Regions from separate parts of the Homo sapiens genome. Here region 1 is linked to region 2. Evidence: read pairs that join two places in POLR2A ChIA-PET (ENCODE). Cell type or tissue: Caco-2. All regions are shown on one strand. Each heading gives the region's core, and the rest is flanking DNA. Links, peaks and the distances in the headings are about the cores only. Region 1 overlaps LOC105372112 (a long non-coding RNA gene). Region 2 overlaps ACAA2 (acetyl-CoA acyltransferase 2).

Region 1 (2,811 bases), core at 191-2,690, 76 kb before region 2:
AAGGGCTTTGAAAAAGATAAAGTTCCACTCATACTTAAAGGATTATTGTTTACTTAATTCCTTGAAAGAAAATCACAGTGGGAACTTCCTCAGGCCCTGGAGGGTTGAGTTTTCTGGGGATAATTTCAATTTATCTGATGGGGGTTCTACACATGCCTGGCTGGTGGGGGACCCACATCTGGGAGACATACTCGCTCAGCTGCATCTCACTGTTATGTGAACGGGCCAAGTGTGGCCTCAGTGGCTTGGCCTAACATGTTCCTGTCTTGTTCATTTATTCACAGCAGGCTAGGACCATTAGCCCAAAGCCAGCCAGTGCTAAACTCAAATTCTTACATATCCAATTGCTTGGAATATCATCCAAATAAACATACAGATGGTCCCTGACTTACAATGGTTCAGTTAAAAATGTTTCAGCTCTACAATGGTGTAAAAGCACTGTGCATTCGGTACGCTCTCTGACCTTCCATGGGGTTAGACATTTTCAGCTTATGATGGGCTTGTCAGGAGGCAGCCCCATCGTAAGTTGGGGAGCATCTGTATTTCTGGCCATTTAGAGCCTACCTATTTTGCATATTCCAACATCTGCTGACCATGGATAAGACAAACCCTGTGGCTGTGAAGGACTCCACATCGCTGCTGCCCTTCAGAGCTCTTGGACCCAGGGACTCCCCACCTTGTGGAGGGACATCACCCGGACAACTCCCCTTTCTTCCCCAGGAGCTCCCCAACCCTAGCCCTACTCCCCTTCTGGGTGGTGGTCTTGCCTGCCAGCTGCAGAAGGCCCCTTGCCGGGAGGGACACACCGTCTCCTTCCACACTGTCCAAGTGCCACCGAATATAGCTTGTTGCATGTTGCTGCCTCCCATGGTCTGGTGTCTTCCTGGATCAAACCTGACATTCTCAAACTTATTGCACTCCCTCTGTCTGCTCCTTAGTCAAAAAAATCTCAGACAATTTTCCAGTGGCTCAGTGTAGGTGCTGTGTAAATAAAGCCTCCTTCACCTGGAAATTCTCCTGCGTGAGGCTGTGCTCCTCAGGGCCCGAGGCCTTTGGGATGGGCAGTGACTCCTGGAATCCAGAGGGACAGAAACCCAAATGCAAATGCCCAGGCTCCAGGCTCAGGTGACATCTGTGGTCAGACACCTGCGGCTGGAGGTGGGAATGGCCAGAGGAGCTGCTGGGGCAAAGGTAGGAACTAGGGCAGACAGGCCTTCAGGGTGCTGTTGCTGGAAGGGTGGAGCTTGGCAAGTAATCTTTCCAAGAGAGATCACTGGAGAGGGTCCCACAGAGATAAGGAGATCGAAGTCTGGGAAGCTGTGTGAAGTGACTTGCCCTGTTCACATGCTAATTACGGGCAGAGCTGGGGTGCCTGATAATGACTCTTGAACCACAGTCCCCTGCTTAAACTTGCAGGGGGCCCATTTGTACCAGAGAGTGAGTCACATGATTTGCCATGAGCACAGTACTTGCAGACTGGCCATCATCTTTATCTTACAGCTGTAAAATCAGAATATCCCATTCCCCTGGCTGCTGTGATTGGTTCCGGGTGGAAAGTATTTCAGCAGAGCTGGTGATAATCAATGCCACTTTTCCTGTACTTACTGAGAGTAAGGCACATGGTCTTTCTAGCTATGCACAAACCTGGACAGTGAGGGCCTGGACCTGCCATGCAACTCTTGCCCCACATAGAGACAGAGAATAAAGACAGCCCAGAGAATAAACACAGGAGACACAGACTGAATCCTGGTAATATTGTTTGAGCTCACAGATCAAGCTTCACCTGAAGTTCTCCCGGGACTTTTTAGTCATGAGAAATTCTTTTCATATAACGAATTTGAGTCAGATTTTCTCTCTTTGTAGCTTTGGCACTGGGGTGCCAAATCGGCCATCCCCCGGTAGTTATTTTCCACTCCTATTCTTCAGCCATGGTTCTTTTGATCGTCATGGTCATCTAATGCATCTCTTGCCAGATCCCAAAGTTCAGCCTAGTTGAATAAATATTTATTGAATTTCTACTGTATACCAAGCCCTGTGTTATGTTGTGCGAGAGAAAGATTATTAGGACATAGTTCCTGCTTTCAAGGAATTTACAGACTCAGAACATGTTATTAAGTGAACCATAAGACACAGTGATATGTGTACTTATGCAAGTCCATGCAAGGCCCAGAAACATACCTAGGAAGAAGGAATTCAGTCTGGGGAGGTGAGGGAGCTATGAAGGGGAGGGGACACTGGAGCAGGCTTCTGAATGATGAGAGTGAGGCTGGAGGCAAGACACTACTGAGCAATGACTGCTTTCCCCCAGCCTTTGTTGACCTTGCTTAGGTGACTGGCTGTTTGGCTTCCTTCGCCACAGGCTAGTTCTTGCCTGTGCACAGTGGCTCCTGTAGAGAAGCTTGAATCAGTTCCTCAGGGGATGAGCTCAGGGCCATTTGGCCATATAGGCCACCCTGGGTTTTTTAACTTGGAGAAGAGCTGAGTATTCTAAAATGCATATTTTTGGGCTTTGGCATTTGTGTTTATATACCTAAGGATTTCTATATGGAGAATAAGAAAGTATTACGTCTACTTTGTCGGGCTCAGAAAACTGAGATAGGACCAGATATGGGGAGACTTCATTAGACCCTTGATATGACCCTGGCTGAGCTGCTCAGCCTCCCTCCTGCATTCCTGCCCACCCAGCCCTGCAGCCCCTGATGCCTGGGCATTACTAAACTGTTTGCTATTCTTGGAACACATTAACCCTCTCCTCCTCCATGTCTCTGCAATGCTGCTCTCTCTCCCAGGAAGGCCTCCATTTTTTCTTTT
Region 2 (2,811 bases), core at 109-2,608:
AAGTGATCCCCCTGCCTCAGCCTCCCAAGTAGGTAGGACTACAGGCATGTGCCACCACACCTGGCTAATTTTTACCTTTTTTTCTTTTTTTTTTTTGTAGAGATGGGGTCTTGCTATGTTTCCCAGGCTGGTCTCGAACTCCTGGGCTCAAGCAATCCTCCCACCTTGGCCTCCCAAACTGCTAGGATTATAGGCATGAGCTACTGCACCTGGCCTATCAGTGGTTGCTTTATTTCATTCTTCTTTCCTCTTTCCATGCCTTCTTCCTAATTTCATTAGTTCTGCTTCTGGTCATGGCCTACTATGCTCCTATCTGACCAACCCTCCAACAGATAACAATGAAAAACTCCAGACAATATATAAGAACAACTACTACCTGACGGTCTTGGAAATGAACAAAACTAGACAGGTAAGGAGAAGAGTTGATACTTAGAGGAAGGGAACAGAACAGGGTAAGTGTCCAATTTATTTATAGCAACTAACTTGAAGACTAACAGTCCATGATGCATGGAATGGCTAGAACTCAGAAACAGTCTTACTGGCTTGAAGAATCAGAGAATAAAATTCATGGTAAGCACAGCCACTAGAAAGTGAATGAGAATCTGGGAAAGAGGAGCACCATAGAGCGAGATTCCAAATTTCACATATAAACTCTGCCCAAATATTTGGCTGACTCCTTAGCCATTCATGTGTAGGTCAGACCACAAGCACCTAAGCCAAGCCTTAAAAAACTGAACTTAGATTTAAGCTGCTGCCCACTACAAGGGGAGACATAGTTTATCACGGGGGTGCATGGGGGTGATTTTGTAGGCAAAGTAACTGTCTACAAAAAATAAATAGCCAACCAATCAATAAGTCAGTTCTGTCTGCAGGATTATAACAGAATCCAGTCTCCACAATGTTCCATCTGCAATATTCATAATATAATTCAAAGTTAATCCACATATGAGGAAACAAAAAATATGACAATCAACAGAGACCAATCCCAAGAAGACCCAGACACTGAAATTAGCAGACAAGGATTTTAAAATAGCATTCTATTACAACTATGCTCAAGGATGTAGAGGAAAATATGCTCCTAATAAAACATAGGACATCTCAGTAAAGAAATACATACTATAAAAATCCAAAATGGAAATTCCAAAACTGGAAAATACCTGAAATAAAAAATTCCCTGGATGGGCTTAACAGCAAAATAGAAATGAAAGGAGAAAAATTCAGCGACTTTGAAGATAGATAAATAGAAATTAACCAATCTGAAGAACAGATGAAAAAAAAAAGATTAAAAAACAAAGCCAGAACCTCAAGGTCTGACAAAGGAGGAAAGGCAATTCACTGGAAAAAGGATCGTCTTTCCAACAAACAGTGCTGGAACAACAAAACATCTATATACCAAACAAAATGAATCCAGGCAAAAATGCGTCAACTTTGATAGTGGGCTGGGCACTGTGGCTCAAGCCTATAATCTCAGCTACTCAAGAGGCTGAGGTGGGAGGACTGTGTCAGGATAGGAGTTTGAAACCAGCCTAGGCAACATAGCGAGATCCCCATCTCTAAAAAATGTAAAAAATTAGTTGGGCATAGTGGCATGTGCCTGTAGTCCCAGCTATTCAGGAGGCTGAGTTCAAGGCTACCGTGGGCTACAATCAAGTCACTGCACTCCAGCCTGGGTGACAGAGTGAGATCTCTTATCTAAAAAAACAGAAACAAAAACAAAGAGATCATAGACTTAAATATAAAATGCAAAACTCTTAGAACATACGAGAAAAATCTACATGGCTTTGGGTTTGGTGATAATTTTTTAGATCTAACACCAAAAGCAGGATCCATGAAGGGAAAACTTAGGTTGGACTTCATTAAAATAGAAAACTTCTGGCTGTGTGCAGTGGCTCATGCCTATAATCCCAGCATTTTGGAAGGCCAAGGTGGGAGGACTGCTTGAGCCCAGGAGTTTGAGACCAGCCTGGGAGACATGATGGGACCCTGTCTCTATAAAAAATTAAGAAATCAGCCAAGCATGGTGGTGTGTGCTTGTGGTCCTAGCCACTTGGGAGGCTGAGGCAAGGGGACTGCTAGAGCCCAGGAGGTCAAGGCTACAGTGGCCGTGTTCACACCACTGTACTCCAGCCTGGGTGACAGAGCGGGACCCTCTAAAAACAAATGAATAAATAACCTCTGCTCTGCAAAAGATGCTGTTAAGAGAATGAAAAGACAAGCGACAGACTAGGAGAAAATATTTATAAAAACACCTAACTGATAAGGGACTGGTATCCAAAACATACAAAGTGTTCTTACAGCTCAGCAATTAAAAAAAAAAAAAAAAACCCATGCAACCCAATTTAAAAATGGGCAAAAGATCTGAACAGATACCTTACTAAAGAAGATATACAGATGGCAAATAAGCATATGAAAAGATGCTCAACATTGTATGTCATTAGGGAATTGCAAATTAAAACAATGAGATACTACTACACAACTATTAGTCTTTTGGATTTTAGAAAGGCTAAAATCCCAAACACTGACAACACCAAACACTGGTGAGGATGTGGAACAACAGAAATTCATTCACTGCTGGTGGGAATGCAAATGGTATGGCCAGCTTGGAAGACACTTTGGCAGTTTCTTATAAAACTAAACACACCTAACCATATGTATGATACAGCAATCAGGTTCCTTGTATTTACCTAAATGATTTGAAAACTTATGTTCAAACAAAAACCTGCAAACAAATGTTTATTCCTAATTGTTAAAACTTGAAGGCAACCACGATGTCCTATCATGGGAACCCGCCCCCCAATATTTCAGTGTAGG

The links. Peaks named below come from ENCODE experiments on the same cell type or tissue, not always from the same donor. Only the 100,000 strongest peaks of a DNase experiment are listed, where the experiment ranks them.
Region 1: POLR2A ChIA-PET joins it to region 2 with 5 read pairs; 2 of 35 experiments call an interaction of 5 or more read pairs at or near these places.

The regions. Positions count from the first base shown.
Region 1 is chr18:49,729,923-49,732,733 of GRCh38, forward strand. The region is part of intron 3 of LOC105372112 (a long non-coding RNA gene); the gene reads left to right. Among named protein-coding and RNA genes, the nearest start is that of ACAA2, 82 kb to the right of the region's middle. In Caco-2, for the core only: no CTCF peak of the experiment used is centred there; DNase peaks (open chromatin) are centred at 1,149 and 2,249; H3K4me3 peaks cover 752 bases.
Region 2 is chr18:49,805,676-49,808,486 of GRCh38, forward strand. All of the region lies in intron 1 of ACAA2 (acetyl-CoA acyltransferase 2), which reads right to left. Among named protein-coding and RNA genes, the nearest start is that of ACAA2, 6.5 kb to the right of the region's middle. In Caco-2, for the core only: no CTCF peak of the experiment used is centred there; no DNase peak of the experiment used is centred there.